Regions from separate parts of the Homo sapiens genome. Here region 2 is linked to region 1. Evidence: chromatin loops called from intact Hi-C (ENCODE). Cell type or tissue: CD14-positive monocyte. All regions are shown on one strand. Links, peaks and the distances in the headings refer to the core of each region. The heading gives the core; the rest is flanking DNA. Region 1 overlaps FNBP4 (formin binding protein 4). Region 2 overlaps MADD (MAP kinase activating death domain).

What was found. A loop is a pair of places that touch in the nucleus more often than their neighbours do. Peaks named below come from ENCODE experiments on the same cell type or tissue, not always from the same donor. Only the 100,000 strongest peaks of a DNase experiment are listed, where the experiment ranks them.
Region 2: it touches region 1 in a loop (3.0-fold over the local background); 1 of 110 quality-filtered maps calls a loop at or near these places.

The regions. Positions count from the first base shown.
Region 1 is chr11:47,742,753-47,748,127 of GRCh38, forward strand. It overlaps FNBP4 (formin binding protein 4), which reads right to left. Exons shown (of 17, transcript NM_015308.5): 7 at 3,304-3,642; 8 at 1,201-1,411. Among named protein-coding and RNA genes, the nearest start is that of FNBP4, 22 kb to the right of the region's middle. In CD14-positive monocyte, for the core only: no CTCF peak of the experiment used is centred there; no DNase peak of the experiment used is centred there; H3K27ac peaks cover 596 bases.
Region 2 is chr11:47,301,983-47,307,357 of GRCh38, forward strand. All of the region lies in intron 24 of MADD (MAP kinase activating death domain), which reads left to right. Among named protein-coding and RNA genes, the nearest start is that of MADD-AS1, 33 kb to the left of the region's middle. In CD14-positive monocyte, for the core only: no CTCF peak of the experiment used is centred there; no DNase peak of the experiment used is centred there; H3K27ac peaks cover 690 bases.

The sequences.
Region 1 (5,375 bases), core at 258-5,257:
GGTGACGGGCGCCTGTAATCCCAGCTACTCAGGAGGCTGAGGCAGCAGAATCACTTGAACCCAGGAGGCACAGGTTGCAGTGAGCCAAGACTGCACCATTGCACTCCAGCCTGGGCAACAAGAGTGAAACTCCGTCTCAAAAAATATAAATAAAAAGAAAAGAAAAAATTCAAACAAGGATGTCTTTCTTTATTTAACACCTGTATTGTTGTTTTTTTTTTGTTTGGTTCTTTGTTTCTTTTTTTTCTTTTATCAAGAAACAAGGGTCTTGCTATGTTGCCCAGCTAGCCTGGAACTCCTAGGGTCCAGGGATCCTTCTGCCTCAGTTTCCTGTGAAGCAGCACTGGGCTGTTTTTGAACCACGATCCATAAAAGTATTTTCTTCTAGGTGTACTCAACTAAGGTTTGGCGTCCTTATCTTACTGCTGACTTTCCACTACAGAATTAGGGCCACAGCTGAAAGCGGTGGCTCACGCCTGTAATCCCAGCACTTTGGGAGGCGGGCGGATCAACTGAGATCAGGAGTTCGAGATCAGCCTGGCCAACATGGCGAAACTCCGTCTCTACTAAAAATACAAAAAATAGCCAGGCGCGGTGGCAGGCACCTATAATCCCAGCTACTCGGGAGGCTGAGGTAAGAGAATTGCTTGAATCTGGGAGGCGGAGGTTGCAGTGAGCCAAGATCATGCCTTTGTACTCCAGCCTGGGTGACAGAGTGAGACCTCCGTCTCAAAAAGGAAAAGAAAAAAAAATAATTAGGGCCAAATGGAGATTAAAATATTAGCTTCATCCAGGGATCTCTGAAAATAGATTAAAAAATGCAGCAGGAGCTCTTCGACCTTACCATGAATGAATGATAAGGTCCTTATTACCTGAATGAAGACAACTTGGGTCCTCATGACACAATCAAACTCTCTACCCACCCACACAGAGGCTGGGCAACGTAGACAGAGAGAAGAAATGGGACTGGACTCTGAATACACCACCATCCAGTGGGTGTCAGCCTCTCAGGCTCTTACTCCTCTACTAGAAAAAGATCTGGAAAAGGTAGAGAGGTGGATGGAAGCTTCCTTCCCAGCACTTCTCCCAAAGAGTAAAAGTACAATCTCCTGTTTTGTTGAAGAGGAAACAAAAAAAGACAAGAGTTTCCTTCCCCTCTATATCTTTCAACTCTGAAGTTTAATGTGAAGCACAAATTACCAGTTTCTCCATTTTCTGGAGTATCTCGTCCAGTTTTACTAGAACTCCTACTGGTAGATTCTGGACTGGTAGCTCGAACAAACATCTTCCATTTTCCTCTTTTAGACATAAGCCTACGCATTCCATCTTGAGATGCTGGCTGGCTGATATCAGAACGTGGACTAGACCCTGACACACTACCATCTCCTTCCTCCAAGGCTCGCAACTCTGCCTACAAAGAACATGACAATTAAGTTAGTGTCATTAACTGCTTATTAATATGTATAATCAGAATAATAAACAAGACTATGTTGTTGAAATTTAAATTCTTTGAGAACAGAAAGCACTTTTTTTTTTTTGGAGACAGGCTCTCCCTCTGTTGCCCAGGTTGGAGTGCAGTGGCATGATCATGGCTCGCTGTAGCTACAACCTTCTGAGCTCAAGCAATCCTCCCACCTCACCCTTCCAAGTAGCTGGAACTACAGGCACATGTCATCATACTTTTTTTTTCTAGTAAGAGATGATATCTGGGTATGTTGCTCACATTGGTCTCAACTTCTGGGCTCAAGTGATCTCCTGCTCAGCCTCCCAAAGTCCTGGGATTACAGGCATGAGCCACTGCACTCGGCCTACTCACTCTATTTTTATTTTTTAATTTTGCCCATTTTTTTGTGGGTACATAGTAAGTGTATATATTTATGGGATACATGAGATGTTTTGACACAGGTATGCAATGTGAAATAAGCACATCATGGAGAATGGGATAACCATCCCCTCAAGCATTTATCCTTTGAGTTACAAATAATCCAACTTCATTCTTTAAAGTTATTTTATAATATACAGTTATTATTGACTAGTCACCCTACTGTGCTATCAAATAGTAGGTCTTATTCATTCTTTCTGGTTTTTTTCTGGTACCCATTTGTATAAGTCTGAGTAATGTCAAGTCTCTTTATTGATTATCAACTACCTGTTGTGGGAAGTCAGGGATCCTGAATGGAAGGACCAGCTGAAGCCATGGCAGAGGAACATAAATTGTGAAGATTTCATTTTAATATGGACATTTATCAATTCCCAAATAACACTTTTACAATTTCTTATGCCTTTCTTACTTTAATCTCTTAATCCTGTTATCTTAGTAAGCTGAGGATGTACATCACCTCAGGACCACTGTGATAATTGTGTTAACTGTACAAATTGATTGTAAAACGTGTTTGAACAGTATGAAATCAGTGCACCTTGAAAAAGAACAGAGTAACAGTGATTTTTAGGGAACAAGGGAAGAAAACCATAAGGTCTCACTGCCTGCAGGGTCAGGCAAAAAGAGCCATATTTTTCTTCTTGCATAGAGCCCATAAATGGACATGCAAGTAGGGAAGATATCGCTAAATTCTTTTCCTAGCAAGGAATATTAATATTAATATCCTGGGGAAGGAATGCATTCCTGGGGGTAGGTCTATAAACTGCCGCTCTGGGAATGTCTGTCCTATGCGGTTGAGATAAGGACTGAGATACGCCCTGGTCTCCTGAAGTACCCTCAGGCTTATTAGGGTGGGGAAAAACCCGGCCCTGGTAAGTCTGTGGTCAGACTGATTCTCTGCTCTTGAACCCTGTTTTCTGTTGTTTAAGATGTTTATCAAGACAACATGTGCACCGCTGAACATAGACCCTTATCAGTACCTTTTTGCCCTTTGAAGCACATGATCTACTCCCTGTTCTTACACCTCCTCCCCTTTTGAAACCCTTAATAAAAAACTTGCTGGTTTGAGGCTCGGGTGGGCATCATAGTCCTACCGATATGTGATGTCACCCCCGGCGGCCCAGCTGTAAAATTCCTCTCATTATACTCTTTCTATTTCTCAGCTGGCCGACACTTATGGAAAATAGAAAGAACCTAGGTTGAAATATTGGGGGTGAGTTCCCCCGATAACTACCAAAAGTATCATCAAGGACCAAAAAACCTACACCTCTGTAGTTTAAAGTTTTTGCTGCATAAGCTTCAACATACCTAGATGATGGGATAAGAAAAACAAAATCCCAATAATGGTTGTAAGTCAAGCACAATGATCCCTGTAGAGTAGTACTGAGGAAAAAACATTCTACAAGTAACTTTCAAAAGCTTACTTTTTTCCTTTCCAAAACTAGCTCCAGTTCAAGGGTATCTTGTTCCTCTTCCTCCTCACTTTCTCCAGATTGGACAACACTGCAAAGATCCTCCTGAGAAGGGTCTTCTATATTGTCCAACATAATTTCCTGTGGCTTTACTATTGTTGTTGCTTCTTCTACTGTTGTACTTGTTTCTTTTACTTCTGAAACTGGCTCCTCTTTACAAATTACTTTTCTTCTCCATCTCTCTTCTTCTTCTTTTATTCCCTCAGGCAATAAAGGAGCAAGCAGCGATGCTGCCACCCCTTTCTTCTCCTCCTCACTATTTGAGAGAGCCTGAATTCCTTCATTTACTTCCTATAAAGAACAAAATAATTTAGTCTCATTTAATTCTGAAACAAATCTCACCTGCACATACATTCAATTGCACACACATTCATATTAACTGTTTTCAGTAGCTGAATACTCAAGGTAAAAACGACTTTTTTTTTTTTTGAGATGGAGTCTCGCACTGTCACCCAGGCTGGAGTGCAGTGGCACAATCTTGGCTCACTGCAACCTCTGCCTCCCAGGTTCAAGCTATTCTCCTGTCTCAGCCTCCCAAGTAGCTGGGATTACAGGCGCCCGCCACCATGCCCAGCTAATTTTTTGTATTTTTAGTAGAGGCCTTTCACCACGTTGGCCAGGCTGGTCTCAAACTACTGACCTTGTGATTTGCCCACCTCAGCCTCCCAAAGTGCTGGGATTACAGGTGTGAGCCACCGTGCCCGGCCAAAACCACTTACTCCCAACAGGTGAGTATATATTTATACCATTACATTATTACTTTAGACAGACACTGACTGAATGAGAGCCTAGTTCTAGGTAGGATTCAAATATATCCTCCCTGCTATTCTCAGGATGTCAAAAGGCAGACTAGTAGTAAACAGAGATAGATTTAAGATCAGTATTTTGTCAGCTCATAACATGACTGGATAAATCTTTACCTTCTTCTGTATGATGAGAAATTTTTTTTTTTGAGAGAGTCTCACTCTGTTGCCCAGGAGTGCAATTGCGTGATCTCAAGTCACTGCAACCTCTGCCTCCCAGGTTCCAGCGATTCCCAGCCTCACAGCCTTAGCCTCCCAAGTAGCTGGGATTACAGGGATGCACCACTACACCCAGCTCATTTTTGTTTCTGTTTTTGAGACGAACTCTCGCTCTTCTTGCCCAGGCTGGAGTGCAAAGTGTGATGTCGGCTCACTGCAACGTCTGCCTCCCGGGTTCAAGCAATTTCCCTGCCTCAGCCTCCTGAGCAGCTGGGATTATAGGCGAGAGCCACCAAGCCTGGCTAATTTTTTTTGTACTTTTAGTAGACACAGGGTTTCACCACGTTGGCCAGGCTGGTCTCGAACTCCTGACCTCAGGTGATCCGCCCACCTTGGCAACAGGCCCAATTTTTGTATTTTTAGTAGAGACAGGGTTTTACCAGGTTGGCCAAGTTGATCTTGAACTCCTGACCTCAGGTGATCTGCCCACCTCAGCCTCCGAAAGTGCTGGGATTACAGGCGTGAGCCACCATGCTGGGCCTGATAAGAAAATTTAGTAAGTATGCCATGAAGGTGATTTAGACTAAAGTGAACTATTCCTAGGCCGGGCGCAGTGGCTCATGCCTGTAATTCCAGCACTTTGGGAGGCCAAGGCAGGCGGATCACAAGGTCAGGAGTTTGAGACCAGCCTGGCCAACATAGTGAAACCCCATCTCTGCTAAAAATACAGAAATTAGCCCGGCATGGCGGCGTGCGCCTGTAATCCCAGCTATTCGGGAGGCTGAGGCAGAAGAATCGCTTGAACCTGGGAGGCAGAGGTTGCAGTGAACTGAGATCATGCCACTGTACTCCAGCTCGGATGACAGTGTGAGAGACTGTCTCAAAAAAATAAAATAGCTGGGCGTGGTGGCTCATGCCCGTAATCCCAGCACTTTGGGAGGCCAAGGTGGGAGGATCACATGGTCAGGAGTTCGAGATCAGCCTGGCCAATATGGTGAAACCCCGTCTCTACTAAACTACAAAAATTAGCCGGGCGTGGGACAGGCGCCTGTACTCCCAGCT
Region 2 (5,375 bases), core at 302-5,301, 440 kb before region 1:
AAAATGTAGTATAAATCCGGTATTTCTGTGTTGATTTTCTGTCTAGATGATCTGTCCAATGCTGAGAGTGGGGTATTGAAGTCCCCAACTGTTATTGTATTGGTGTGTATCTCTCCCTTTAGATCTAATAATACTTGCTTTATATAGCTGTTCTGTGTTGAATGCATATATATTTGCAATTGTTATATCCTCTTATTGTTATTACATAATTACTTTCTTTGTCTCTTTTTAGGTTTTTTTTGTGTGTGTGAGACAGAGTCTCACTCTGTCGCCCAGGCTGGAGTGCAGTGGCGCAATCTCCGCTCACTGCAACCTCCACCTCCTGGGTTCAAGCGATTCTCCTGCCTCAGCCTCCCAAGTAGCTGGGACTACAGGTGTCTGCTGCCATGCCCAGCTAATTTTTGTATTTTTAGTAAAGACAGGGTTTCACCATGTTGGCCAGGCTGGTCTCAAACTCCTGACCTTGTGATCTGCCCGCTTCGGCCTCCCAAAGTGCTGGGATTACAGGCGTGAGCCACCGTGCTCAGCCTCTTTTTAGTTTTTGACATAAAGTCTGTTTTATCTGATATAATTATAGCTACTCTTGCTTGCTTTTGGTTTCTATTTGTGTGAAATATCTTTCTCCATCCCTTCACTTTCAGTCTGTATGTGTCTTTGCTAGTGAAATGAGTTTCTTGTAGGCAGCATATAGTTAGGTCAAGTATTTTTTTTTTTTAATCCATTCAGCCAGTCTACCCCTTTTAAGTGAGGGAATTTAATCTATTTACATTCAAGGTTGTTATTGATAGTGTGGACTTACTTCTGTTGTTTTGTTAATTGTTTTCTGATTATTTTGTATGTCCTTTGTTTCTTCCTCTCATTTATCATTATGGTTTGGTGGTTTTCTGTAGAGATAAGGTTTGATTCTTTTCTTTTTCTCCTTTGTGTGTCTGTTCTACAAGTGGATTTCATACTTTTGTGTATTTTCATGATAGTAATTATCATCTTTTTACTTCCAGATGTAGGACTCCCTTGAGCATGTCTTGTAAGGGTGTGATGACTTCCTCATTTTTTTTTTCATGTCTGGGAAAGACTTAGTTTATCCTTCATTTCTGAAGCACAACTTTGCTGGGTATAGTATTCTTGACTGAGATTCTTTTTCTTGCAGCGCTTTGAATATATCATCCCATTCTCTACTGGCTTGTAAAGTTTCTGCAGAGAAATCTGTTAGTTTAATAGAGATTCCCTTAAATGTGACTTAACACTTTTCTCTTGCTGTTTTTTTTTTTTTTTTTTTTGAGACGGAGTCTCACTCTGTCACCCAGGCTGGAGTACAGTGGTGCAATCTCGGCTCACTGCAAGCTCCGCCTCCTGGGTTCACACCATTCTACCTCAGCCTCCTGAGTAGCTAGGACTAAGGTGCCTGCTACCATGCCTGGCTAATTTTTATGTATTTTTAGTAGAGACGGGGTTTCACCATGTTAGCCAGGATGGTCTCGATCTCCTGACCTCGTGATCTGCCTGCCTCGGCCTCCCAAAGTGCTGGGATTACAGGCGTGAGCCACTGCACCCGGCCTTCTCTGGCTGTTTTTAGAATTCTCTCTTTGACTTTTGACAATTTGACTGTAATGTACCTTGGAGAGGCCTTTTTTTTTTTTTTTTTTGAGACAGTCTCACTCTGTCACCCAGGCTGGAGTGTAGTAGTGTGATCTCAGCTCACTGCAACCTGCGCCGCTTGGGTTCAAGCTTTTCTCCTGCCTCAGCTTCCTGAGTAGCTGGGATTACAGGCATGCACCACCACGCTCGGCTAATTTTTTTGTATTTTTAGTAGAGATAGGATTTCACCGTGTTGGTCAGGCTGGTCTCGAACTCCTGACTTCAAATGATCTGCCCGCCTTGGCCTCCCAAAGTGCTGGGATTACAGGCGTGAGCCACCGCATCTGGCTGGAGAGGACTTTTTTGGGTTGAATCTGTTTGGGGACTTTTGAGCTTCCTGGATCTGGCTGTCCATCTCTCTCCCCAGACTTGGGAAGTTTTCAGCTATTATTTCATTAAATAAGTTTTTTATGCCTTTCCCCTTCTCTCTTTGGAAATCCAATAATATGAATATTTGTTTACTTAATGAGATCCCCTAAGTGTTGTAGACCTTCTTGACTGTTTTCCATTCTAACTTTTTTCCCTCTGACTAATTTCGAATGACTTATCTTCAAATATAGAGTCATTCTTCTGCTTGATCAAGTCTGCTGTTGTAGTTCTCTATTGTATTTTTTCCTTTTTTTTTTTTTTGAGACGGAGTTTCGCTCTTGTTGCCTAGGCTGGAATGCAATGGCACTATCTCGGCTCACCGCAACCTCTGACTCGTGGGTTAAAGCAATTCTCCTGCCTCAGCCTCCCAAGTAGCTGGGATTACAGGCATGCGCCACCACACCTGGCTAATTTTGTATTTTTTAATAGGGACGGGGTTTCTCCATGTTGCTTCGGCTGGCCTTGAGCTCCCAACCTCAGGCGATCCACCCACCTCACCTCCCAAAGTGTTGGGATTACAGGTGTGAGCCCCCACGCCTGGCCCTCTATTGTATTTTTTAAACTTTGTTCATTGAATTATTCAGCTGCAAGATTTCTGTTTTTTTGTTATGATTTTTATCTCTTTGTTGAATTTCTAATTCATATCATGAACTGTTCTTCTGATTTTGTTGAATCATCTATCTGTATTTTCTTGTATCTCATTGCATTTCCTTAAGATCATTACTTTTAATTTATTTTCTGGCAATTAATTGATTTCCTTTTCATTGGGGTCTATTACCAAAGAGTTATTATGTTCCTGTGGTGGAGTCATATGTCCTTGTTTTTTTCATGTTTCTTATGTCTCTGTGTTGATACCCCACATCTGGCAGAACAGTCACTTCTTCCAAACTCTCTGGAGTGGCTTTCATAGAGAAAGACTTTCACATGCAGTTGGGTTTTAGTGTGCCAGTTGGGAAGGGTATGGCAACTCTGTTTCTGGATAGATGTAGTGGTATGTTTTCTGTGTAGCTTCTTCAGCTGCATTCAACATGAGCAATAACTATGGGTGCCTCAAGAGTCCTAGGCTATAGAAGTGTGGCAGTGGCAGTGGTGGTATATGTTGTTAATATCCTTGGTGTCAAGGAGTTTTGGAGTCCTCCTATTCTCATTTTCCTCACAATGGAGTGACTCAGCCAAGAGAATCCCTCTTGGTGTCAGGTCTGACTGACATGGCCTACAAGCAGCTGCAGAGGCACTGGGTTCCAGGTACAGATGCGTGGAGTAGCTGTGGAGTCAGGTTTCCAGGCTTAGGGTCTCACAAACCTATTGTGGCACCTGGGTATTGGGGTACAGATTTGCTCTCTGTGGCAAGGTTGGATGTAGGTTGCCCACAGAGCCAGGATCTGAGGCACCCGCTAGCAGCTCAGGCCCAGGGGACTGGCTCATAACTGTGATTCTAATACTGGGGGATAGGCCATAGCACTGGCCTTACTCTGTGGAAGAAGGGGTGCTCTGGAGGTTTGGGCCTAGGGAGCAGGGTACAGCTGCAATTCAGGGATCTGAGCCAATAGGGCTCAGTGGCAGCTCAGGTCCCACGGAATGAGGCACCATGTAGTAGTGACTCTAGACTCCAGGATGGTGGGGCTTGGCTGTATCCTAGACTCTGTGAAGCCAAGTGCAATGGCAGCGAATACCCCAGCGTGGCAGAGCACAGCTGTCATTTGGGCCCTGGGGGTCAGGGAGCAGCACAGCAATGACTCCACTCCCCAGGAAGAGGGTATCTTAGCAGCTCAGACTCTAGGGGCAAGTCCAGTTCCAGGGAAGCAGGGTACTGGAGTTGTTTGGCTAGGGCAAGGTATCTCAGCTCAGCCACTGCTCTGTTTCCTGGGACATGGGGTACTGTGTCAGCTCAGCCCTGGAATGCGTAGCTGCTCAGCTTGGCCAGCCACCAATTCCCCTGGGGACAATGTGCTGCTTTAGCACAGGCCTAGTGTGGGCATGACTGTTCTGGGTGACCCAGGCACAGTATCATTGGAATGCAGGGTGCCGCTTCAAGTTAGGTGCTAGGATGCATGACTGCCCTGGGTGGCCAAGGCACCATTTCCTGGGATACAGATTGCTTCTTCACCTTAGGCACCAGGGAGGCCTGACTGCTCTGAGCAGTCTAAGTACTGTTTTCATAGTGGATAGGGTACTGCTTCAGCTGCAGCCCAAGGGGAGTGGGGAGGGGTAGGTGGAGTGGCTCTGCCTCCACTTGGCCCCTTGGGGAATCATGTAATAGCTGCTCACAGCTTGGCTTAGATTGTCAAGACATCAGGCTAGAGTGGTTTGTTGGTGGCTTAGCCTCAGGAATGAAGGGGAGCTGTGGCCATCTGTCCCCAGAGCAAAACACAATCCCACTGTAGCTCCACTTCCAAGATGGCATAGCACAGTAGCTGCACAGGCCACAGGGGCTGGCGCATAGTATTGGCTCCTTCTCTGGAGGGAGCACAGCTGTATGGACTCCAGGCAGCTCCTTCAGCTGGGCTTAGTGCCTAGAGGACTGTAGGGAAGCCAGTGGTGAAGTCTGTAGGTGTCCAAGGTGCTGGTGGCAGTTTCTAGAATTGTCTTGCTTACTTCCTTGCTGTGGGGAGAAGTTCCTCCTTGTTCCCAGCTGATCCTAGATGGGGGAAGGGGGATGGGGGGGAGGCCTGATATTGCCATCTGTTCTCTATGTGGCCATCCTGAGTTTCTGTGCTCATCAGCATTCCTGTCACCCTTCTGATACACCCCCACAGTCTCCCTCAGTTATTTTTGTTAAAAGTATAGCTGTTTATTACTCTACCTCTCTTTGTGAGGGGGATGTGCTTTAGGGGCTGCTCGGCCATCTTGCTGACATTACTCCCCTAGGCTGTTTTTTTTTGTTGTAACTTTTTAAAAATGTTTATTTATTTACTTTTGAGACAAGGTCTTGCTCTGGTGCCCAGACTGCAGTGCAGGGTGCAGTCATGGCTTGGTGCAGTCATGGCTTACTCCAGCCTCAAACTTCTGGGCTCAAGCAATCCACCCACCTCAGCCTCCCAAGTAGCTGGGACTGTAGGCATGCACCATCCCTCCTGGCTGAGATTTTTATACTTTTTTTTTTTTTTGGTAGAAACAGGTTCTTGCTATGTTGCCCAGGCTGGTCTTGAACTTCTGGGCTTAAGTGATCCTCCTGTTTCATCCTACCAAAGTGCCAGGACTATAGATGTGAGCTATCATGCCTGGCCAAAGTGAGCTGCTTTAATAAGAGTATTTGAAATTATTCCAGTGTGTTTTAATTCCAAATGTATTAAAATAGGTATGATGGAGTATCGGTCTTGCAGGAAGCCATTCAGCTTCAGTGTGCTACCTTTTCTGGCATCTTTCTGGGA